Linked DNA regions of Homo sapiens: region 2 is linked to region 1. A link is an interaction called in ENCODE POLR2A ChIA-PET data of the cell type or tissue named here. Cell type or tissue: A673. All regions are shown on one strand. Links, peaks and the distances in the headings refer to the core of each region. The heading gives the core; the rest is flanking DNA.

Evidence for each region. Peaks named below come from ENCODE experiments on the same cell type or tissue, not always from the same donor. Only the 100,000 strongest peaks of a DNase experiment are listed, where the experiment ranks them.
Region 2: POLR2A ChIA-PET joins it to region 1 with 5 read pairs; 13 of 35 experiments call an interaction of 5 or more read pairs at or near these places.

The regions. Positions count from the first base shown.
Region 1 is chr12:53,627,488-53,639,993 of GRCh38, forward strand. It overlaps the pseudogene RPL31P51. Among named protein-coding and RNA genes, the nearest start is that of ATF7-NPFF, 7.4 kb to the left of the region's middle. In A673, for the core only: no CTCF peak of the experiment used is centred there; a DNase peak (open chromatin) is centred at 4,904; H3K27ac peaks cover 989 bases.
Region 2 is chr12:53,512,970-53,525,475 of GRCh38, forward strand. It overlaps ATF7-NPFF (ATF7-NPFF readthrough), which reads right to left. Exons shown (of 15, transcript NR_159377.1): 10 at 11,595-11,792; 11 at 10,307-10,415; 12 at 4,046-4,385. ATF7 (activating transcription factor 7) reads right to left here. Exons shown (of 12, transcript NM_006856.3): 10 at 11,595-11,792; 11 at 10,307-10,415; 12 at 1-4,385. The coding sequence ends at 4,168. It overlaps ATF7-AS1 (ATF7 antisense RNA 1), which reads left to right and starts at 1,015. Exons shown (of 3, transcript NR_046221.1): 1 at 1,015-1,082; 2 at 1,384-1,512; 3 at 2,540-4,639. RefSeq lists a silencer at 2,912-3,153 and an enhancer at 4,120-4,619. In A673, for the core only: no CTCF peak of the experiment used is centred there; no DNase peak of the experiment used is centred there.

The sequences.
Region 1 (12,506 bases), core at 2,069-7,068:
CTGTAGTAGCTATTCGGGGGGCTAAGTGGGAAGATCGCTTGAGCCCAGGAGGTTGAGGTGGCAGTGAGCCCACATCAGGCCACTGCACTCCAGCCTGGACAACAGAGTGAAACCCTGTCTCGATAAATAAATAAAATAAATAATTTTCTTAAAATTTAACGAATTGTAGTTGACTTAAAATATTATCTATGGAATCTCTGTTCTCTCCTTTTGCAGCTTTATGTTACTCAGCTTTCTGAACTTTCTGTCTAGCATCTCATCTATCCTCACAGCACCCTCTGAGAGGTAGGAAGAATCTGGGTGATTTCTCCCTAGATACCTAAAATGAAACAGATGTAAAATCTTTCTTTCTTATGTAGTGAATTGAGAAAAGTTGAGAGGAGTCTTGGCTTCCAAACTATTCTCCCCTAAAACAATTCCTACTTAAAAGAATACAGTGATGGAAACATACCTTAAATATATAAGAAAAATTTGTATGTTGGCCGGGCGCAGTGGCTCACGCCTGTAAATCCCAGCTACTCAGGAGGCCGAGGCAAGAGAATCACTTGAACCTGGAAAGCGGAGGTTGCAGTGAGCCAAGATCCCGCCATTGCACTCCAGCCTGGGCAACAACAGCGAAACTCCGTGTCAAAATAAATAAATAAATAAATAAATAAATAAATAAATAAAAATAAAATCAGAGGGAAAAGGATTCTACAAATCGTGGTGGAACAATTGGCTATCGCTGTATACATGCAATAGCTAATATTTATAGATTTTACTATGTTCCAGGTACTATTCTAAATTGATGTTTTTTGTTTGTTTGTTTGTTTTTGTTTTTTGAGACGGAGTCTTGATCTGTCACCAGGCTGGAGTGCAGTGGCACGATCTCAGCTCACTGCAACCTCCACCTCCTGGGTTCAAGCGATTCCCCTGCCTCAGCCTCCCGAGTAGCTGGGACTACAGGCGCACGCCACCACACCCAGCAAATTTTTGTATTTTTAGTAGAGACGGGGTTTCACCATGTTGGCCAGGATGGTCTCAATCTCTTGACCTTGTGATCTGCCCGGCTTGGCCTCCCAAAGAGCTGGGATTACAGGCATGAGCCACTGCGCCCGGCCTTTTTTTTTTTTTTTTTTTGGCAGGGTCTCCCTTTGTTGCCCAGGTTGGAGTGCAGTGGCATGATCACTGCTGACTGCATCCTCGACCTCCCAGACTCAAGCAATCCTCCCAACTCAGCACCCCAAGTAGCCAGGACTACAGGTACATGCTACCATGTCCAGATGATTTTTTAAAATTTTCCAGGCCGGGTGCGGTGGCTCACACCTGTAATCCCAGCACTTTGGGAGGCTGAGGCAGGTGGACCACGAGGTCAGGAGTTCAAGACCAGCTTGGCCAACATGGCAATCCTGTCTCTACTAAAAATACAAAAATTCGCTGGGTATGGTGGTGGGCATCTGTAATCCCAGCTACTTGGGAGGCTGAGGCAGGAGAATTGCTTGAACCCGGGAGGCGGAGGTTGCAGTGAGCTGAGATCATGCCATTGCACTCCAGCCTGGGTGACAGAGTGAGACTGTGACTCAAAAAAAAAAAAATGTCTGTAGACACTAGGTCAGGCTGGTCTTAAACTCCTGGACTCCAGTGATCCTCCCACCTTGGCCCCTCAAAGTGTTGGGATTACAGGCATGTAAAGAGGCCCGGCCTCTTTATTGTTGAGTTATAAGAATTCTTTATATATTCTAGATACTAGATGCTTATCAGATATATGATTTGCAGATATTTTATCTCATTCTGCAGGTTAGTTGTCTTTTCACTTTCTGATAGTGTCCTTTGAAGCTCAAAAGTTTTTTTTTTTTTTTTGAGTTGCCCAGGCTGGAGTGCGGTAACGCAATCTCGGCTCACTGCAAGCTCCACCTTCCGGGTTCATGCCATTCTCCTGCCTCAGCCTCCGGAGTAGCTGGGACTACAGGCACACGCCACCACGCCCAGCTAATTTTTTTGTATTTTTAGTAGAGACGGGGTTTCACCGTGTTAGCTAGGATGGTCTCGATCTCCTGACCTCATGATCCGCCCACCACGGCCTCCCAAAGTGCTGGGATTACAGGCATGAGCCACCGCGCCCGGCCTGAAGCTCAAAAGTTTTATATTTTGATAAAGTCCAATTTATCTTGTTTGTGCTGTTGGTGTCATATCTATATCTAATAAACCATTGCCTAATACAGTATCATAAAGATTTACACGTGTGCTTTCTTCTAAGAATTTTGTTGTTTTTAGCTCCTACATTTAGGTCTTTGATTCATTATGAGATAATTTTGTATATGGTATGAGGTAGAGGTCCAATTTCGTTCTTTTCCATGCACAATTGTCCCAGCACCATTTGTTGGAAAAGATATTATTTCCCTCATTCAATCCTCTTGGCACCCTTGCCAAAACTCATTGGACCTTAAATATATTGGTTTACTTCTGGACTTTCAATGTTATTTCGTTCTTCTATATGTCTGTCCTTATGCCAGTATCAAAAGGCTTGATAATTTTAGCTTTGTAGTAAGTTTTGAAATTAGGAAGTATGAATCCTCCAATTTCGTTCTCTTTTTTCGAGATTGCTTTGGATATACTGGGTCCCTTACATTGCCACATGAATTTTAGGGTCAGCTTGTCAATTTCCACAAAAAAGCCATCTAGGATTTTAATAGGAATTCCCTTGAATCTGTAGATCAAGGAGTATTGCCATCTTAACAATATCGTATTCCAATCCACGGACATCGAATGTCTTAACATTTATTTAAAGCTTCTTAATGTCTTTCAACTGTATTTTTTGTAGGTTTACTTTGTTTTTTATTTTGTATTTTTTTGATTTTTAAATTTTTTTAGAGACGGGATTTCACCATGTTGCCCAGGCTGGTCTCAAACTCCTGGGCAACATGGTGAAACCCCATCTCTAATGGGGTTAGATCCACCCACCTTGGCCTCCCAAAGTGCTGGGATTACAGGTGTGAGCCACCTCACCTGGACTTATTTTGTTTTTTAAGTTAGAGACAGGGTCCCGCTTTGTTGCCTAGGCTGGTGTCAAACTCTTGGTCTCAAGCAGTTCTCCCACCTTGGCCTCCCAACGTGATAGGGTTACAGGCATAAGCCACTGTGCCAAGCTGTGTTTTGTGGTTTTCATTGTACAAATCTTGTGTTTCTCTTGTTAAACTTACTCATATTTTTTATTTTCTTTTTTGAGACGGGTCTCACTTTGTCACTTAGGCTAGAGTGGTGCAATCATAGCTCACTGTAACCTCCAACTTCTGGGCTCAAATGATCCTCCCACCTCAGCATCCTGAGTAGCTAGGACTACAGGTGCATGCCACCATGCCTGGCTAATTTTTTTTTTTTTTTTTTTGCTCTCCTGCCTTGGCCTCTCAAGGTGCTAGGATTACAGATATAAGCCACCATGCCTGGCCTCTTTCTTTTTTCAGTTAGAGATGGGGTCTTGCTATGTTGACCAGGCTGGTCTGAAACTCCTGTCCTCAAGGGATCCTCCTACCTCAGCCTCCCAAAGTGCTGGGTTTACACATATGAGCCATTACACCTGGCAAGTCTTTCATTATTAAGTGTGTTGTTAGCTGTTGTTTTTTTGGTAGCTGTACTTTAATCAAAGTGAGGAAGTTACCTTCTATTCCTAGATTGTTGAGTGTTTTTATCATGAAGGAGTGTTTGATTTTATCAAATGTTTTGTCTATTTAGATGATCATGTGGTTTTTGTCTCCTGTTAATATGGTGTATAACATTGATTAATTTTCATTTGTTAAACCAACCTTGCATTTCTGGGATAAATCTCAGTTGGTCATAGGGCATAATCTTTTTACATGTTGCTGGATTTAAGTTTTCTAGTACTTTGTTGAAGATTTTTGTGTCTATATTTATAAGAGATGTTAGTCTGTAATTTTCTTCTTGTGATGTCTTTATCTGGTTTGATTACCAATCAGGGTAATACCGATCTCATAGAATGAATTGAGATATGTTGTCTTCTTTTTTTTTTTTTTTTTTTTGGAGATAGGGTTTCACTCCCATCACTCAGGCTGGAGTGCAGTGGTGCGATCTCAGCTTACTGCAGCAGACTTCACTTCCTGGGCTCAGATGATTCTTCCACCTCAGCCTCCCAAATAGCTGGGACTACAGGTGCGTGCCAACATGCCGGGCTAATGTTATGTATTTTTAGTAGAGACATGGTCTTGCCATGTTGCCCAGGCTGGTCTCTAACTCCTGGGCTCAAGTGATCCCCACACCTCAGCCTCCCAAAGTGCTGGGATTACAAGCATGAGCCACTGCACCCAACCTCCTCTTCTATTTTTTTAGAAGAGTTTGTGAAGAATTGGTGGTATGGCCAGGTGCAGTGACTCATGTCTGTAATCCCAGCACTTTGAGAGGCTGAGGTAGGAGAATTGCTTGAGGTTAGGAGTTCAACCTGGACAACATAGTGAGATCCTATCTCAACAGAAAATACTATGTGTGTAGTGCCAGGAATCATGGTGGCACATGCCTGTAGTCTTAGCTACCTCAGAAGGCTGAGGCAGGAGGATTGCTTGAGCCCAAGAGTTGGAAGTTGCAGTGAGCTATGATCTTGCTACTGCACTCCAGTCTGGGCAACAGAGCAAGACCGTGTAGAAAGAAAGAAAGAGAGAAAGAGAGAGAGAGGGAGAGAGGGAGGGAGAGAGGGAGAGAGGGAGGGAGGGAGGGAGGGAGAGAGGGAGGGAGGGAGGGAGGGAGGGAAGGAAGGAAGGAAGGAAGGAAGGAAGGAAGGAAGGAAGGAAGGAAGGAAGGGCAAGACCCTGTCTAAAGAAAGAAAGAAGGAAGGAAGGAAGAGAGAGAGAGGGAGGGAGGGAGGAAGGGAGGAAGGGAAGCGGGGAGGGAGGGAAAGGAAGAAAGGAAGGAAGGAAGGAAGGGTGTTAAGTGTTCTTTAAACATTTGACTGAATTCACCAGTGAAACAACATGGTCCTGGGATTTTCTTTGTGGAACTTTTTTATTTTTAATGAGTAATTCAGTCTCTTTTCTTGTTATGGGTTTATTTAATTTTTTAAAATTTCCTCTTGAGTCAGTTTCAGTAGCTTGTGTCGTTCTAGGAATTCTTATATTTCATCTAGATTATCTAATTATTGGCATGCAATTTTCATAATATTCCCTTATAATCATTTTTATTTCTGTGAGCCTGATGATAACATTCTTTGTTTTATTCCTGATTTTAGCAATTTAAGTCTTCTCTCTCTCTCTCATTTTATTTTTATTTTTGAAAGCAATTTTATAACTTTATTTGATGTATCTGACTATCAGCAGTTAGTTCTCATCCACATTGCCTGTAGATTTTTGAAAGCGGTAACGGGTACATTGGTAACCAAAGTATAGAGCTTATTTGGTGAATCTTCATCCTCATTATGTTTTCTGGACAACCGCATACGGATAAGGTCTTGGACATTCCTTATTCCTTTGGCCCAGACAGCTTTGTTGAGTCTAGTATCAATGCGCACATCTGGAGTTCCCATCTCCTTCATGGCAAATTTCCAGATCTCTTTGCATGCCCAAGGGGAACGCTTCTTGAAGCCCACTCCGTGGATGCACCTGTGAAGGTTGACGGTGTATTCTCGGTCACCACCTTGTTGATGACAGAACAGCCCTTTTTCTTCTCGCCACCCTTCTTTGCGGGCCATTCTGCTGGGCCCAAGTTGGAAAGCTTTATTTATTTATTTATTTGAGACAGGGTCTTGCTCTATTGCCCAGGCTGAAGTGAAGTATGTGCATAGCTCACTGCAGCCTTGAGCTCCTGGGCTCAAGCGATCCTTCTGCCTCAGCCTACTGAGTAACTAGGACTACAGGTACATGCCACCATGCCAGCTCAGCTAATTTTTTGAATTTTGTTTTGTGTAGACACATCTCACTTTTGTTGCCCAGCCTGGTCTCAAACTTCTGGCTTTGACCAGGAATGGTAGCTCACACCTGTAATCCTAGCACTTTGGAAGGCTGAGGCAGGTGGATTGCTTGAGTCCAGGAGTCCAAGACCAGCCTGAGCAACAGGGCGAAATCCCTGTCTACAAAAAATACAAAAATTAGCCAGGTGTGGTGGTTCACACCTATAGTCCCAGCTACTAGGGAGGCTGAGTTGGGAGGATCGCTTAAGCCCAGCAGTTCGAGGTTGCAGTGAATGGCATGTCACTGCACTCCAGCCTGGGCAACAGAGTGAGACACTGTCTCAAAGAAAAGCCAAAAAATCCCCCCAAAAAGTCCTGGCTTCAAATGATCCTCCTGCCTCAGCCTCCCAAACTGTTGGGATTACAGGCATGAGCCAGCAGGCCCAGCTGAGTCTTCTCTCTTTTTATCTTGGTCCATCTAGCTAAAATTTTGTCAATTTTGTTCATCTTTTCAAAGAATCAACTTTTGGTTTCATTGATTTTATCTATTATTTTTTCATTCCTTATTTCATTTATTTCCAGTCTAGTCCCATGCTGGAGTGCAGTACCCCGATCATAGCTCACTGCAGCCTCAAGCTCCTGGGCTCAAGTGATCCTCCCATCTCAGCCTTCTAAGTAACTGGGACTACAGGAAATTGTCACCATGCCTGGCTAATTTTTTTTTTTTTTTGGTTTGTTTTTTGGGTAGAGATGGGTCTTATGTTGACCAGGTTGGCCTCAAATTCCTGGCCTCAAGTGATCTTCCCATCTCAGCCTTCCAAGTAGCTAGGACTACAGGCAAGTGTCACCATGCCTGGCTATTTTTTTTTTTTTTTTTTTTTTTTTTTGTAGAGATGGGTCTTACTATGTTGACCAGGTGGGTTTCAAATTCCTGGCCTCGAGTGATCTTCCCGCCTTAGCCTCCCAAAATGTTGTGATAATAGACATAAGCCACAGCTCCTAGATGCTTTTTTTCTTTGGTTTAGGCTATTGATTTGAGGTCTTTTTTCTTTTTAAAATTTATTCATTTACAGCTATAAAATTCCCTCTAAGCACTGGTTTAGCTGCATTGCATAAAATTTTAATAGGTTTTGTTTTTATTTTTATTTATTTCAAAGTGTTGTCTAACATCCCTGTAATTTCTTCTTTGATTCATTGTTTATTTAGGAATATGTTTTTTATTTTCCACATATTTGTGAATTTCTCATTTTCTTCTGTGATTAATTTCTAATTTTATTCCATTATGATTACAAAACATACTTTGCATTATTACAATACTTTAAAATTTATGAGTTATTTTTTGGCCTAAAATATATTTTATACTGAAAAATTTTTTCATGTACACTTTATTTTTATTTATTTTTTTAGACGGAGTCTCACTCTGTTGCTCAGGCTGGAGTACAGTGGTGCAATCTCAGCTCACTGCAACATCTGCCTCTCAGGTTCAAGTGATTCTCGTGCCTCAGCCACCCCAGTAGCTGGGATTACAGGCGCTGAGGTGGAGTCTCACTCTGTTGCCCAGGCTGGAGTGCAGTGGCACAATCTCAGCTCACTGCAACCTCTGCCTCTCAGGTTCAAGCAATTCTCTTGCCTTAACCTCCCAAGTAGCTGGGATTACAGGCATGCGCCACCACACCTGGCTAATTCTTATAGTTTTAGTAGAGAAGGGGCTTAGCCATGTTGGCTAGGCTGGTCTCGAACTCCTGGCCTCAAAAGATCCAGCAACCTCAGCTTCCCAAAGTGCTGGGATTATAGGCGTGAGCCACTGCCCCTGGCCCTCATGTGAACTTTAGAAGGATATATATTCTGCTATTGTTAGGTGGAGTGTTTTATAGATATCTGTTAAGTCTAGTTGGTTAATAGTATTGTTCAAATCCTCCCTTTCCTTGTTGATCTTTTGTCTAGATGTTCTATCCATTATTGAAAGTGGAGGTATTGAAGTCCTCAGTGATTATCATTGAATTGCTTATTCCTTTTTTTTTTTTTTTTTTTGAGGTGGAGTCTCACTCTGTTGCCCAGGCTGGAGTGCAGTGGCTGGAGTAGCAAGGACTCTCAGGTTCAAGCAATTCTCCTGCCTTAACCTCCCAAGTAGCTGGGATTACAGGCACACGCCACCACGCCTGGCTAATTTTTATATTTTTAGTAGAGATGGGGTTTCACCATGTTGGCCAGGCTGGTCTCGAACTCCTGACCTCAAGTGATCCACCCACTTTGGCCTCCCAAAAGTGCTGGGATTACAGGCATGAGCCACCATACCCAGCCTGAATTGCCTATTTCTTCTTTCAAGTCTGTCAATTATTGCTTCATGTTTTGGGAAGCTTCATTGTTAGATGCATTTATGTTTATAATTGCTACATCTTTTTCTTTTCTTTTCTCTTTTATTTTCCATCTTCTTGATTGATAAAATGGACCTTTTGCCTGGGTGCAGTGGCTCACACTTGTTATCCTAGGACTTTGGCAGGCCAAGGTGGGAGGATCACTTGAGCCCAGGAGTTTGAGACCAGCCTGGACAACATAGTGAGACCCTATCTTGACAAAAAAAAATTAAAAATTAGCTGGACATGATAGTGTGTGCCCATAGTCCCAGCTACTTTGGGGGCTGAGGTGGGAGGATTGCTTGAGCCCAGGAGTTTGAGGCTATAGTGATCCATGATCACATCACTACATTCCAGCCTGGGTGACAGAGTGAGACCCTGTCTCAAAAAAAGAGAAAAAGAGCCGGCATGGTGGCTCACGCCTGTAATCCCAGCACTTTGGGAGGCTGAGGCAGGTGGATCACGAGGTCAGGAGATTGAGACCATCCTGGCCAACATGGTGAAACCCTGTCTCTACTAAAATACAAAAAAATTAGCTGGGCGTGGTGGCACGTGCCTGTAGTCCCAGCTACTTGGGAGGCTGAGGCAGGGGAATAGCTTGAACCCGGGAGGTGGAGGTTGCCGTGAGCTGAGATTGTGCCACTGCACTTCAGCCTGGGGACAGAGCAAGATTCCGTATAAAAAAAAAGAAGAAGAAGAAAAGACAAAAGAAGAGACCATTTAATAATTTTTAAATGTCCTTCTTTGTTTCTAGTAACAATTTTTGACTTTCAGTGCTTTTTTGTCTTGTATTAGCACAAGCCAATTGAGATTACTTGGTTATTGTTTGCATCATGTATCTTTTTTCTTCCTTTTACTTTCAGCCTATAAATGTCTTTTTTTTCCTTTTTTTTTTTTTTTTTTTTGCTGTTAAAAAAAGTGAGGTTATTATTTAATTAGCAAGGCAGGGTCTTACTATGTTGTCTAGGCTGATCTCAACGTTCTGGCCTCAAGCAATCCTCCTACCTCAGCCTCCCAAAGTGCTGGGATTTCAGGCATGAGTGACCACATCAGGTATCAGCCTATAAGTGTCCTTGAATCTATAATGTGTCTTTCGCAGATAGCTTATAGTTGAATCATATTTTTTTGCTCACTATGCAAATTTCTGCCTTTTACATTTAATGTAATTCCTATAAGATAGAACTTATGTCTGCCATTTTGCTATTTGTTTCTATATGTCTTGTATTTCCCCTCCCATTCCAGCATTACTACTATCTTTTGTATTAAATAGTGTTCTATTTTAATTCCTTTGTCATTTCCTTTAATAATCTTTTGAGTTCTTTTCTTTTTTTTTTTTTTTTGAGATGGAGTTTCGCTCTTGTTGCCCAGGCGGGAGTGCAACGGCGTGACCTCTGCTCACCGCAACCTCCTCCTCCTGGGTTCAAGCAATTCTCCTGCCTCAGCCTCCCGAGTAGCTGGGATTACAGGCATGCACCACTATGCCCGGCTAATTTTGTATTTTTAGTAGAGACAGAGTTTCTCCATGTTGGTCAGGCTGGTCTCGAACCCCTGACCTCATGATCCGCCCGCCTTGGCCTCCCAAAGTGCTGGGATTACAGGCGTGAGCCACAGCACCCGGTCTTGAGTTATTTTCTTAATGGTTGCCCTGGGGATTAAAATTAATACCTTTATTTATAATAATCTAATCTGAATTAATATCAACTTAATTTTAACAGTAAATAAAAGCTTTGCAGGCCGGGCGCGGTGGCTCATACCTGTAATCCCAGCACTTTGGGAGGCCGAGGCGGGGGGATCACGAGGTCAGGAGATCGAGACCATCCTGGCTAACACGGTGAAACCCCGTCTCTACTAAAAATACAAAAAAAAAATTAGCCGGGCGTGGTGGCGGGCGCCTGTAGTCTCAGCTACTAGGGAGGCTGAGGCAGGAGAATGGCATGAACCCAGGAGGTGGAGCTTGCAGTGAGCCGAGATCGCGCCACTGCACTCCAGCCTGGGCGACAGAGCGAGACTCCGTCTCAAAATAAATAAATAAATAAATAAAAGCTTTGCTTCTGTATAGCTGTTATTTTCACCTTCCTCCTTTATGCAGTTATTGTCATACAAATTACATGTTTCTACCTTGTATGCCCATCAACATAGTTTTTTTTTTTTTTTTTTTTTTGAGACAGAGTCTCACTCTGACACCCAGGCTGGAGTGCAGTGGGGCAATCTTGGCTCACTACAACCTCTGTTTCTGGGGTTCAAACGATTCTTGTGCCTCAGCCTCCTGCGTAGCTGAGATTACAGGTGTGAGCCACTACACCCGGGTAATTTTTGTATTTTTAGCAGAGACAGGGTTTCGCTATGTTGGCCAGGTTGGTCTTGAACTCCTGACCTCAATTGATCCACCCGCCTCTGCCTCCCAAAGGGCTGATATTACAGGTGTGAGCCACCATGCCCAGCCCCATCCATATACATTTATAATTTTTAAATATAATTGTATTTTAAATATGACAAGAGAAAAGGAAATTTACAAGCAAAAATTGTATTTAAATATAAATTATATTTAAATACAAATAAAATTATATTTAAATATAAATAAAATTATAAATATAAAGACAGTATTGTCTTTATATTTACCTTATATAGTTATCTTTACTAAAGCTCTTTATTTCCTCGTATGGATTAGAGTTACTATCTAGTATGCTTTCATTTAAGCCTGAAGGACTCCCTTTAGTATTTCTTAGAGGACAGGTTTGTTAGTGACAAATTCTTTCAGTTTTTGTTCATCTGAGAATGTCTTAATTTCTTAATTTCTTCTTCGTTTTTGTTTTAGAGATGGGGTCTTGCTATGTTGTTCTAGCTGGTCTCAAAACTCCTGGTCTCAAGCGATCGTCCTGCCTCAGCCTCCTGACTAGTTGGGATTGCAGGCATGATCCACTGCACCTTCTTAGTTTTTGAGGGATACCTTTGCTGGATGTAGCGTCTTGGTCGACAGTTTTTTTCTTTTTCTTATTTATTTATTTTTGAGAAGGAATCTTGCTCTGTCACCGAGGCTGGAGTGCAGTGGCACAATCTTGCCTCACTGTAACCTCCGCCTCCATGGTTCAAGCCATTCTCCTGCCTCAGCCACCTGAGTAGCCGGGATTACAGGGATGCACCACCACACCAGGCTAATTTTTGTATTTTTAATAGAGACAGGGTTTCATCATGTTGGCCAGGCTGGTCTCGAACTCCTGACCTCAAGTGATCTGCCTGTCTCGGCCTCCCAAAGTGTTGGGATTTCAGGCGTGAGCCACAGCACCTGACTGACAGTCTTTTTCTTTTAGCTCTTTGATGTCATTCCACTGCCTCTGGCTTCCAAGGTTTCTGTTGATAAATCATATTGAGGATCCCTTGTACACATGAGTAACTTTTCTCTTGCTACTTTCAACATTCTTTCTTAATCTTTGTCTTTTGATGGTGTGGTTATGATGTGTGTAGTTGTGGATCTGTTTGAATTTTTCCTACTTGGAGGTGGTTGGACTTCTTGGATTTGTAAATTAATGCTTTTCATCAAATTGGGAAGTTTTCAGCCATTTCTTCAAATATTCTTTCTGTCCCTTTCTCTTCTCTCCTCACCTTGGTTTATTTGATGACATATGACAAGTCTCGGAGGCTCTGTTCATTTTTTGTCATTCCTTTTGATTGTTTTTTCTCAGATTGGATAGTCTCAGTTGACCTGCCTCCAGTTCACTCTTTCTCATTATGTCTGCTCAAATCTGTTGTTGAGACCTTGTAGTGGATTTTTCATCTGTTATTGTACTCTTCCACACCAATATTTCTTTCTCTCTCTCTTTCTCTCCTTCCTTCCTTCCTCTTCTTTCCCTCCCTCCCTCCCTCCCTCCCTCCCTCCCTCCCTCCCTCCCTCCCTCCTTCCTTCCTTCCTTCCTTCCTTCCTTCCTTCCTTCCTTCCTTCCTTCCTTTGAGACAGGGTCTCACTGTATTACCCAAACTATAGTGTAGTGGCACAATCTTGCCTCACTGCAGCCCTGACCTCCTGGGCTCATGCAATCCTCCTGCCTCAGCCCTCCAAGTAGCTGGGACTACAGGCACACACCACCACGCCCAGCTAATTTTTTGTATTTTTCGTAGAGACAGGGTTTCGCCATGTTGCCCAGGCTAGTCTTGAACTCCTGGACTCAAACCATCTGCCTGCCTTGGCCTCCTAAAGTGCTGGGATTACAGGCATAAGCCACCACACCCGGCCTATTTGGTTCTTTTTTTTTTTTTTGAGACGGAGTTTCACACTTGTTGCCCAGGCTGGA
Region 2 (12,506 bases), core at 3,867-8,866, 110 kb before region 1:
TCTAACAAGTTCCCAGATTACTGTGGCACTGCCCTAAGGTAAAGTCAGTGAAACTATTGCTCATAGCCACTTCTTACAGCTAAAACATCACTCACCAGTAGCTACTGCTGGTGAGATAACTCTGTGCTATTAGCCCCCCATTAAAAAAATAAACCCTAGTAGCTATGATACAAACCTACATCTACAGAGGACATAAGCTCCTTTAACCTGCCCTACTCTCCCCAGCCTTTTCTCATTCTGGGGTAGGACTTTACCCCAAAGAGAGACAACACAGCTGATGCAGACGGTGGTAATGGTGGCCAGCAGCCACCTACGCTCATTCCTGCTAGGTAACCACCTTGGTATGGGGTGGGGGAATTTATGTCTGTATGCACATTTGTGTGTACAAACAGACACAGAGAAATCAGTCCTGTACTATGAGAGGGATGACTAGAGTTATGGGAGGCTGTAGTGGGGTGGAGGGAGTCCTTTAATCTGCCTTAGGATCCCCACCTTTCCTGTTCTTCCAGACACCCCCACCCCCGTCAAACATTAAGTCTAAAGAAAGCAGAAAGAGCATATCAACAAGGCATATGTGATATAGCTAGGAAGACTGGAATCTAAACAGGCTGGTTATGAAATTTAAAAAAAATAATGTATTTCCTTCCTGTGTATATAATGTACAATATTAATGAAAAATTAATGATTTGGGGATGGGAAGGAAGTTATGAAAAAAGGAGAAAACTGGCGGGGATAGCTGTATCAGGGGCTAGCACCTTTAAGGAGCCTCTCAGTGTGGAGCAGGGGAGCCCCAGAAACCACAGGAAGAATTTTTTTGGTGTCTGTTTGGTGGTTCAGGCTGTACATAGGGCACGGTTGGGGTTAAGCACTCCATCTACCAGGATGGGTGGTGCTAGAGGGCAGTGAATCAAGAAAGGAGCCAAAACCAACAGAACAGGGATAGAGAAGTGAGCGAGAGGAGGTTCAGTTTGCTCAGTCCCTCTTTAACCACTACTTAGAGTACATGGTCTAATGCTTAGGGCCAAGGAGGGAGGTGAAGGCTAAGGAAGTCAGATTTGAGATGCATAACCAGCAGCAAAAGAGTAAGTAAAGGGGGCATGACTTTTTTTTTGTTGGCCTCTCTAGTATTGTGGGAGGCTTTCTTAGACTTTTCAACTCTAAGCAAACTTTCTGTTAGGGGAATGGGGCAGAAAGTGAGCAGACCAGAAGACCTGGTTCTGTCCCCTCCCTCTGTGGCCTTGGGTACGTGGCAGCTAGCTAGAGTGCTTGTGTATCGAGCACTCACATTGGAGTGGGGTGGGAAGCCTGAGTCCTGTATTCACATGAACGAATTCAGGACACCCACCATACACTCAGCTCCTTTCTGAAAGTGTCCTCCCTTAGGCCTCTAGAAACGCCATGGACTTTAGGAAGGGCCAAGTGACACCTTCCATGATGTTTGGTTCTGGTCCAGATGGATCTGGAAGACAAAGATTTGGGGAGAGTGACCACATGGCTGGTAGCAATAACAAGGTAAGTGAAGTTACCTTTGACTATCAGAGAAGTTTCAGGGCAGCAATTATTCTGCCTCCTTAGTGAGACTGAGAACCAACTCAAGAACTATCTAGGGGGTTCTGACCTGCTGCTTCCTTATTTCAGTGCCATTTTGTTACTGTGGTTCTGGCAGTGCTCCTCACTGAGGTCCCGTACACATCTTCCCACTGATAAAAATGAAGTTAGGACTAGATAATTAGTCATGGGGGCTAAGAAATAAAAAAGACCCGCTACATAAATTAGCCACCCAACACAGGGACAGACTGGCAGGGCATGTATGCAGTTACAAATTAATTCTTAACTGTAAAAACACTTGACTGAAGGGGGAAGAAAAATAGTCAAGAGTCTTAGGAAAGCTCCTTAGGAGCCATAAACTCAGTCAAGCTTTAGGGCAAGGCTGCTACTGGGAAATCAAGACAATAAAAAAATGAAACAAAACTCTAAAGCAGGAGAAAATCCCAGGGAGCAGCCAGCTAAAGGGGAAGTCCTGAGCACAAGTTACGGCTGTGAATTTTTAAAGGCAAAAGTGAAGTCCCTGGATGTGGTAACCTGCGTCCTGACCATCTGCCATAACATTTGCTAGTCTGAATCACTTCAGGGCCTATTCCTGTTGGGTACCTGATGGTAGAGGATGAGAAAACCGTGTTTTCTCTCCTTTGTCTTTAGGGGTGTGGCCTGTTCAGCACCAGCTCTGAAAAGCAGGAGGGGAAATTTAAAACAAATGCAGCAGAACCTGTTACCTGACTGGTTCACTAGGACAGGATATCACTTTAAGGAAACGGGAATCTTGTAGCTTAGAACATTTTCTCATTCCCCTGTGACAGTCAATTTTGGAGACAAAATAAGAAAGGAAGCTGGCAGTTATTTTGTATGTATGTTTAAGATGGAGGTAGGAAAGATGGAGAGAAGGACATTCTTGGCTTGCACAGATGGCAGAAAGTGGCTCTGGGACAACTGGAAGGGTTTCATACGGAAAGGCAATTAAAGCTGACCTATCTATCCACAGGCCTCTGGCTCTGAATTGCTTCCTATGGTCCTGGTAGAAACTGCATAGTTCAGAGCCAAGGGGAGATGAGAAGCCTTAACGTGGAAGAGGGACAAGAGAGATGAATTGCTCCCTCTGCAACCCAACTCTTCAAAGTAAGAATGGTTGAGAGCAATAGTCACCAATTTCCCAGGCCAGAACCTGGGGTCCTTTGCTGGGACCAGTTCTGCACTTTCCCTCTCCTCTTCCTCCCTCCTTTCAATCTTATACTCAAGTAAACCCACTCAGCATCTTGGCTATGACGCTTCAAGATCCTGGAGCACTGCATGTAAAGAGAAGAGAGAAGAAATGGGTTGAAGAAACTCTGGAGGACCTGGAAGACCTAGTGGCTAAGCTAGGAACCTGGTGAAAGAGAAAGAAGATAGTCCAGACGGTGATGGGCACTTGTGAACAGAAGACTCTAGCTCAGAAAAGCAGACAGATGTGTGAGGGGGAGAGATGGGGTAGAACAAAGGAACTCGAGAGTCCCCTACATGACAGCCTCCAGGAGGGCTGAGTCTGAAGTAGTTACAGAAGAGAGACAGGGGCGGTAATGTTGATAGGGGAATGAAGAGAGAGAAGCAGGAGCAGAAAAATGACCAAAGATGACAATATGCTTTGGCCGGTAAACTCTTATAAAACATAAAGGAATCGATTAATCCCTAACTTGATGGAACAAGCTTTGAAATACTTTGTTCCTGTCTGCCCTGATGGTTAAACTAAAGAAGGAGGGAGGGGAGGAGACAGAATCAGCCAGTCAGATTCTGGGCCCTTCCCTTTTCACTACCAAGCAATCTTTAATAATAAGGCCACAAAATGAGGTTGCCAAGGCTTAGTGGGGTGGTGGGAAAGACCCCACCACTACACTAAAGTCAAGGGACAAAATGAGGTACCCAAATAGCTCTGCAAATAGATGAAAAAGAATTAGAACTCTTGAGGGTTTCTTTCTTTTTGGTGGCAGGTAGAGAGAAGGAATAAAGCTTATGGAAAAACTGGAAAATACTGCTACTTCATACATCAAAGGTAACCTTACATTCTCCGTAAGTGAATGTTTTAACTAGAATTAAGGAAGAGGAAAAAGGAAACGGGTAAATAAGCAGCTATGGGAGACCTGAGTCCTGAGTCCATGGGGTGGCTGGGGCTGGGTCAGCGGGTAATATGTCATCAAATCTAGCCTCCCTCTATCTGGCAGGAAGTGGCATGCTGGTAAGGAACAAAAAGGTAACAGCCACGGCTTAGTGGGAAGAGAGGGAACTGAGAAACCCCAAACCTAGAAGTGCCAAGGGTTAGTGTTAAAAGAGACAGATACACGTGCATGGGGCAGGGGTGATTGTTCGGACCATCTGGAAAGGCCTTTGGCTGTGGATGCATCAGAAACCCCACCCTGGGGGATGATCTATGAGGCTCCGGGGCTGGGAGGCCCCCAGCACAGGTGTCAAACGTACATGACCACATGGCTAAAAAGCCCCATATCTGTCCATTACTCACAACACACAATTCCCCCCACCCATATTGCCATGTCCAAGGCAGATGGGAGGGGATAAGATGACATCTCTCTTGGCTCTTGGGCGGGCGAGCTCTGGCTGAGGACCTCTCCACCAGAGGAGGCATCATCTGCCCGCAGACTGGGACTGTGGGGTCATGATTACATGCGATTGTATCGGCATGCTCAGTTCTGTCCTTTGGCTGGCCATCTGAGTGAGGACCGAGGTGGCCACAGCTTCAGCTGCAGAGCGAACACTGAGGCCATTGCTAGGGGCTGTTGCTGAGCTGTGCTGAATCACAGGGGCTGGAGAACCCGTTGGCTCTGAGCTTTCCTTGGGGCTTTCTGCCAGGAAGGAGGGCAAAGAGCAGAGAGCAATTGGTTAGAAAACAGAATGGGGAAAGAGGCAGGACTACCTTTTGCCATAATTCTAAAGGAGCCCAAAAGGGAAATGAAACCCATCTTTTTTTTGGGGAAAACTTCCCAGAATCCTGGCTTCTAAGTCATAAATGGGCTAGGAAATGGGAAGTTGTAAGAAGGGAAGAACTAGGCCAAAATTAACCTATCTATTCCAATAAAATGAATCTCCAACATGTTAATTACACTGTCTGGTTTCTAGGTCTTTGCATAGTTCATTACCAACTCTTATTATTATTCATTACTTCTATTCTTTCTTGTTTTTAAGAGATAGGGTCTCAAGTGATCCTCCTGCCTTGGCCTCTCAAAGTGCTGGGATTATAGGCATGAGCCACTGCGCCTGGCCTTCATTTCTTTAAAGATGATTTAAAATAGATCTCTTTTTAGCCATCCTCTTTGATTAATTCTCACAGGAACTGAATTATTCCATTATTTTATTTATTTATTTTTTTTCCTAAGACTGAGTCTTGCTCTGTTGCCCAGGCTGGAGTGCAGTGGTGCAATCTCAGCTCATTGCAACCTCTGCCATCCAGGTTCAAGTGATTCTCGTGCCTCAGCCTTCCGAGTAGCTGGGACTACAGGTGCACACTGCCACACCTGGCTAATTTTTGAATTTTTAGTAGAGATGGGGTTTTGCCACGTTAGCTAGGCTGGTCTCAAACTCCTGACCTCAAGTGATTGGCCTGCCTTGGCCTCCCAAAGTGCTGGGATTATAGGCGTGAGCCACTGTGGCAGGCCTATTCCATTATTTTTAATGTTCCTTTACCATGTAGTTGTACCACAGGTAAGTCTGATAGATATCAAGCTATAATTAAATGATATTATGAATGGCCAGTCCCTGGCCCGGGTTCAGTTAACATGTAAAACTACAAAGAAATCTTAAGACCCTCCTGACTAAAAATTAGCTAGGCATTAATGATTATAAAACATTATAAGTTATGCCACTCCACCTAAAGTGACACTAACATTTTACTACTAAACACAACTACCTGAGCTACATACAATGGTAACTCCATGTTGCTCATTAGTCAAATGTTTTTAAAATTTTTTTAGAGGGTCTCACTCTGTCACCCAGGCTGGAGGTGCCATGGCACAATCACAGCTCACAGCAGCCTTCAACTGCTGGCCTCAAGCCATCCTCCTGCTTCAGACTCCCAAATTGCCGGGATTACAGGTATGAGTCATCACACTCAGCAAGTCAAGGAGTTTTATTAAACATCGGATAGCCTCTATGGCTGCTTAAACAGAAATATGTGGAAAAAAGGCAAACGTTCCATAGTCAGTTGTATTTCTGACATCCTGATGAATGCCTGAGTCTTCTTTTAAGATTCAAATATGGCCGGGCGCAGTGGCTCACGCCTGTAATCCCAGCACTTTCAGAGGCCAAGCTGGGCGGATCAGGAGGTCAGGAGATCGAGACTACCCTGGCTAACATGGTGAAACCCCGTCTCTACTCAAAAAAAAAAAAAACCAAAAAATTAGCTGGGCATGGTGGCGGGCGCCTGTTGTCCCAGCTACTTGGGAGACTGAGGCAGGAGAATGGTGTGAACCCGGGAGGCAGAGCTTGCAGTGAGCCGAGATTGTGCCACTGCACTCCAGCCTGGGCAACAGAGCGAGACTCCGTCTCAAAAAAAAAAAAAAAAAGATTCAAATATTGCGTCCTCTGTGAAGCCATCTTTGTTACCCTCAGTACATTAACTGTTTTATTCTTTGTGTTTTCACAGCATATATTCATCAAACATTTTACTGAGCATCATCCATGTACCAGGCATGGGTACACAGAGAAGAAAACGGGAACCCTATCCTTAGGAAGCTCCCAGTTTAGGGGCTTTTTAACTGGGATATCTATCCTTACCTCATCCACAGGTTTATATGACCCTATGATTCTCTCAGAGGTAGTGACAGTGTCTTATTCATCATGTGTCAGGTACTTACATAATATCTATACCACACAGCAGGAACTAAATACATCTTTGCTATAATGAATATGTAAGGCCGGGTGCGGTGGCTCACACCTGTAATCCTAGCACTTTGGGAGACAGAGGTGGGCAGATCACATGAAGCCAAGAATTGGAGACTAGCCTGGGGAACATGGTGAAACCCCGTCTCTACTAAAAATACAAAAATGAGCTGGGCGTGGTGGTGCCCGCCTGTAGTCCCAGCTACTCGGGAGGCTGAGGCAGGAGAAAAAAAAAGAATAAGTAGTTTAATGGATTAACTATGTATCAGAGTTCTTGCAGGGACTAAGTGGAAAACTGACCGTATATAGATTATATACTGATAAACAGTCCTTATCCTCTTTAGCCCATCAACAGGATTTGTTTTTTTGGTATTTTTTTAGACAGAGTCTTGCTCTATCACCCAGGCTGGAGTGCAGTGGCACTATTTTGGCTCACTGCAATCTCTGCCTCCTGGGTTCAAGCGATTCTCCTGCCTCAGCTTCCCAACTAGGTGGGACTACAGATGCACGCCACCATGCCTGGCTGATTTTTTTTATTTTTAGTAGAGATGGGGTTTCACCGTGTTAGCCAGGATGGTCTCGATCTCCTGACCTCGTGATCCGCCCGCCTCAGCCTCCCAAAGTGCTGGGATTACAGGCGTGAGCCACCGAGCAACAGGATTTAAAATCACTGAACTTCTTGAAACACTTTTTTATTTTGATTTACAGAATACCACATTTGGCTCTGTAGCTGGTTTTCCTCCTCACTTCCTGGTTGTTTCTTCTCAGTCTCTTGTGGGTTCTTTCTCATTTCTATGAACTGTAAATGTTGGAGTACCCCATGGTTCATTCCTGGGACTTCTCTTTTTCTAGCTCTGCTGTCTCCCTTGGGAACTTCATCTGGTTTCAATGCTTTAAAAACTAACTATGGCCAGGTGTGGTGACTCACACATGTAATTCCAGCACTTTGGGAGGCCAAGGCGGGCAGATCCCTTAAGTCCTGGAGTCTGAGACCAGCCTGGCCAATATGGCAAAACATCATCTCTAAAATAACAAAAAAAAATTAGCTGGGCATGGTGGTGCACGCCTGTGGTCCCAGTTACTCAGGCTGAGTGGGGAGGATCACTTGAGAGCCTGGGAGACAGAGGTGGACCCTGCCTCCAAAAAATCCCAAACCAAACAAAACCAAAACTAGCTATATGCTGCCGACTCCCAGAGTTTTATCTTCAGCCTTTCCTCTGAATTACAAATCCATATAACCAACTGACTGCTTGACATCTCCACCTGTAAGCCTAATAGGCTCCTTAAACTCAGTTTGTCCAAAACTGAGTTCCTGATATACCTCCCAAACCATTTCCCCTACACTTTACCCTATCTCAATTAATGACAACTTCATTCTTGTGGTTGCTTAAGCCAGAAACTTTGGTGTAATTTTTTATTCTTTTTCTCATATATACCATCCCATCTGCTCTCATCACTTTAACTTCAAAACATATCCTGGATTCAGCCTGCTCTCGTCACTTTCACTACCGTCATCCCTTGCTTGTATTACCGTAACAGCCCCTAAGTGGACTGCCTGCTTCTGCCCTTGTACCCCTGATGTCCTGTTCAAATGTAAGTCAGATCAATTTTTTTTTTTTTTTTGAGACGGAATTTCCCTCTTGTTGCCCAGGCTGGAGCGCAATGGCACCATCTCAGCTCACTGCAACCTCCGCTTCCCAGGTTCAAGTGATTCTCCTGCCTCAGGCTCCCAAGTAGCTGGGATTACAGGCGCATGCCACCACGCCCAGCTAATTTTTTGTATTTTTAGTAGAAGCAGTTTCACCATGTTAGCCAGGCTGGTCTCGAACTCTCGACCTCAGGTGATACGCCTGCCTTGGCCTCCCAAAGTGCTGGGATTACAGGCATGCGCCCAGCCTAGTCAGATCAATTATATCACTTTTCTGCTGAAAACCCTCTAATGGCCCCCAGTGTGGAGTAAAAGCTGAGATCCTCACCATGACTGATGAGACCCTACATAAAATGCTGCTATTACGTCCCCTACTTGTCTCCAACTACTCTCCACCCCCAACTCCAGCTGAGCCTCCTTGATGTTCCTAGATGTACCAGGTACCTTGCGACTTTGCATCTTTGCAGTTGCTGATCCTCCTCCCTATAGTACTTTTCTTCCATATAAATGCATATAGCTCCCTCACTTCCTTCAGGTCTTTATTCAAAAGCCACCTAATCTAAAATTTCTATCCTGCTGCTAACATTTCATATTACCCTTCCCTGTTTTATTTTTCTTCTAACATTTACTGTTATCTAACATGTCATATATTTTACCTATTTATCTTGTTTATTGTCTGTCTCACCCACTAAAATATAAGCTCCTCAAGGGCAGGGATTTAATCTAATTTATTTGGTTCCCTATTATATCCCCAGCATGAAAAACAGTGACTGGCACAGAATAGACATTCCATCAATATCTGCTTAATGAATGAATGCACCCTGAAGTACATATTAAAATTAAAATTTAAGTAGAGATGTTTAAAATTGGTGATATAGTTACTCCTTTTCTATGGGAACACATCTCTGAAATAATACAGTGGAAAAATAATACAATATATCAAAGTTTGAGAGCAATAGTTCTATGAATTTAATTTGTAAAAAGAAAACTAGCATTTATTAGCTTTTATTGACCATAGGCAAATTATTCACAGTAATTTTAACTTCAGAATTGCACATGTCCTGAGCACAACTCTGTGGCCATTGCCTTCTAGCAGTATTTTATGTGCACTCATAGATTACAAACTGAAACCAACGTCAGCCTATCATTAGATAAAATGTACCCTATATCCCAATGTATCATCTGTGGTTTATGTGTTTTCTAGGCCAAGACAGTATCTTTGGAATAAGAAATACCTAGATGTGCTGGGCGCGGTAGCTCATGCCTGTAATCCCAGCACTTTGGGAGGCTGAGGCAGGTGGATCACCTGAGGTCAAGAGTTTGAGACCAGCCTGACCAATATGATGAAACCCTGTTTCCACTAAAAACACAAAAATTAGCCAGGCATGGTGGCTGGTGCTTGTAGTCCCAGCTACTCCGGAGGCTGAGACAGGAGAATTGTTTGAACCTGGGAGGCAGAGGTGGCAGTAAGCCGAGATCGTGCCATTGCACTCCAGTCTGGGTGACACAGCAAGACTCTGTCTCAAAAACAAAAAAAAAACAACATAGATGTGCCGGGCGCGGTGGCTCACACCTGTAATCCCAGCACTTTGGGAGGCTGAGGAGGGTGGATCACGAGGTCAGGAGATTGAGACCATCCTGGCTAACTTGGTGAAACCCCGTCTTTACTGAAAACACAAAACATTAGCTGGGCATGGTGGTGGGCGCCTGTAGTACCAGCTACTCGGGAGGCTGAGGCAGGAGAATGGCGTGAACCTGGGAGGCAGAGCTTGAAGTGGGCCAAGATCGTGCCACTGCACTCCAGCCTGGGCGACAGAGCAAGACTCCGTCTCAAACAAAACAAAACAAAACATAGATGTAAATCTTGGCTTCACCACTTTCCCAGCTTGGTAACTTTGGCTAAATGACCTAATCTGAGTGCAGAGTGCAGTTTTCTCACATATAAATGTAGATAATATCCATTTCATGAGAGACTTGGGAAGACTGTAGCATGCCTAACACAAAATATGCACCCGGTAAATATTGCTACCCTTCAACCCCCAACTATAACAGATAATTAGCTCTATATCGTCTACAAAAACATTTTTTTTCTAGGTCTGGTTGCTCCACAAGGGCCACTCACTCATCAGCGTGGGGTCCCCAGAACATTCAGAATGGAGTTATAAAATTATAAGCAGTTGAGACACTCAGTACATGCAGTTTACTGACTGACTGACTTAGCTTAGGTTGTGTGCCACTCACCTAAATAGCCTTGAGTCTTTTTCTGTAGTGCAGTGACTGGGCAGTCTTTATGAGCTAACAGTAGCTGTTTCAACTGGGCCACCTCATTGCGTAGTAATGTGACTTCATTCTGAGGAGGGAGGGAAGAAAAGAGTATCAAGAAAATTCATCCTCTACTCTTGCACCCTCAGTGGCTGTTCCCAAAGGAAGGACAGAATATTGCCTCGATTTTCTCCCCTGAATTGGGACAAGACTCCTGATCCAGCAAGGCTTCACAGAGCCCAGGGCCAGTATAGTCATGAATTCAATGACAGGAGTTGCTTACAGTGAAAAGTCAGGATTTATAATAGAAACATTACTCCTGTTTAAGATAAATATGATTCTACTGAAATTAGTAATACACATGCTCTTTGACTAAGAAAGCCTACTTCTAGGAATCTACATAACAGAACTGTTTACTCAGGTGCATGCAATGTTCATTGCAACATTGTTCTAGCAAAAAATTAGAGCAGTATCAATATCCATACCTTATAACATCACTACACTACAGAATATACTACTATACAGCTATTAAAAAGAATGAGGTAGATCTCCCATATCCATGGCTAGATCTCCAGGAAACACTGTTAACCTGCTTATGTTAAAACAAGCACACAACCCCTCCAGCCCTACACAAGAACTATAAATAAAAAATATTTAGGAATATGAATCTGTCTGGAAGGTACATACTGAATGTATCTACAGGAAAGAGAACGGGACTAGAAAAGGCAGATTAAAGAGGGACTTTGTTTCTATTCTGTACATTTGTGTGTATATTTTATAATAGAAATGTATTTATATATTGCTTTTTAAATTTAATATTTTAATAATCAGAAGGAAAAATAACATTCAAGAGAAGGTATGGATTATAGATTATAATTATTCTATTTGTGCTTGTAGCACTTTTTTCTTTCTCTCTTTTATTAAGCTGCATTATCTAGGGCAAACACATTTCCCTTTTGGTTTTCATGACCCCAGTCAGATTCTACAGATGATTTAAAAGAGCACCCTGGGGTGCTTAATCTAATTCCTTCATCCAAATGCGTTTAAGGATGACTCTAATAGGAGATTTGGGGGTAGATGGTGAGTGTCTTCACCAATACCTATGAAAGAGATTTCAACTCTGACCGTTAAGAGATTCTTCATGGGACAACTAGATCTGTCCTAATTAGAGAATTACCATCTTCTATCAAATTGTACCACTTTTTTCTGATTCCATCCCACTTTCTGGATTTTCAACAATTCCAATAAGCATCCAGGACCCACTCACACTCAGCTGAATGTTCTGAGAAGTGAGTTCTTCGGCCTTCTTCTCTAGGGAGGACACCCACAGCTTTCGCTTTTGGCGGCAGCGGGAGGCTGCAGCCCGGTTGCGCTCCAGAAAGCGCTGCCGTCGCTCATCTGGATCTTCATCTACTGTGCGCCGCCGTCGCCCCCCAGTACTAGGGGTGGGCTGAGCTGGTGAGACCTGGTGCCCAGGAAGGAAGAGAGGTTACTTGATGGGAACATTAATCCTTTCCAAATCACACCTGATGTTAGGTAGAGTAGTAAGATCTGGTAAAAGGATATACCAGCCTCTGGTAACCACAGCAAGTCTCATTACTATGTCCCCAAGCTTCCCTTTTGTAGGAGTCCTCAATTTTGCCTCCTATTTCCTTCCAGTCTTCTCAGTCTCATACTTAGACAAACTACAGTTCATTTGGAAACTCTGATTATTTATAAGACAGACAGACAAATGAAACCACGGTTACTTTTTGTTTCTTAACAATACGGAATCTTGACCGGCACAGTGGCTCGCGCCTGTAATCCCAGCACTTTGGGAGGCCGAGGCGGGCAGATCACCTGAGGTCAGGAATTCAAGACCAGCCTGGCTAACATGGTGAAACCTCATCTCTACTAAAAATACAAAATTAGCCGGGTATGGTGGCGTATGCCTGTAATCCCAGCTACTTGGGAGGCTGAGGCAGGAGAATTGCTTGAGTCCAGGAGGCGGAGGTTGCAGTGAGCTGAGATCATGCCATTGCACTCCAGCCTGGGCAACAAGAGCGAAACTCCGTCTCACAAAACAAAACAAAACAAAAAGGGAATCTTATAGGCAGGGAAATCAGAATTGGGGGAGGATTTTAGGGGAACTTTTAGGGAGACTGTGAAATAAAAAAGTTTGAGAATCACTGATTTGGAC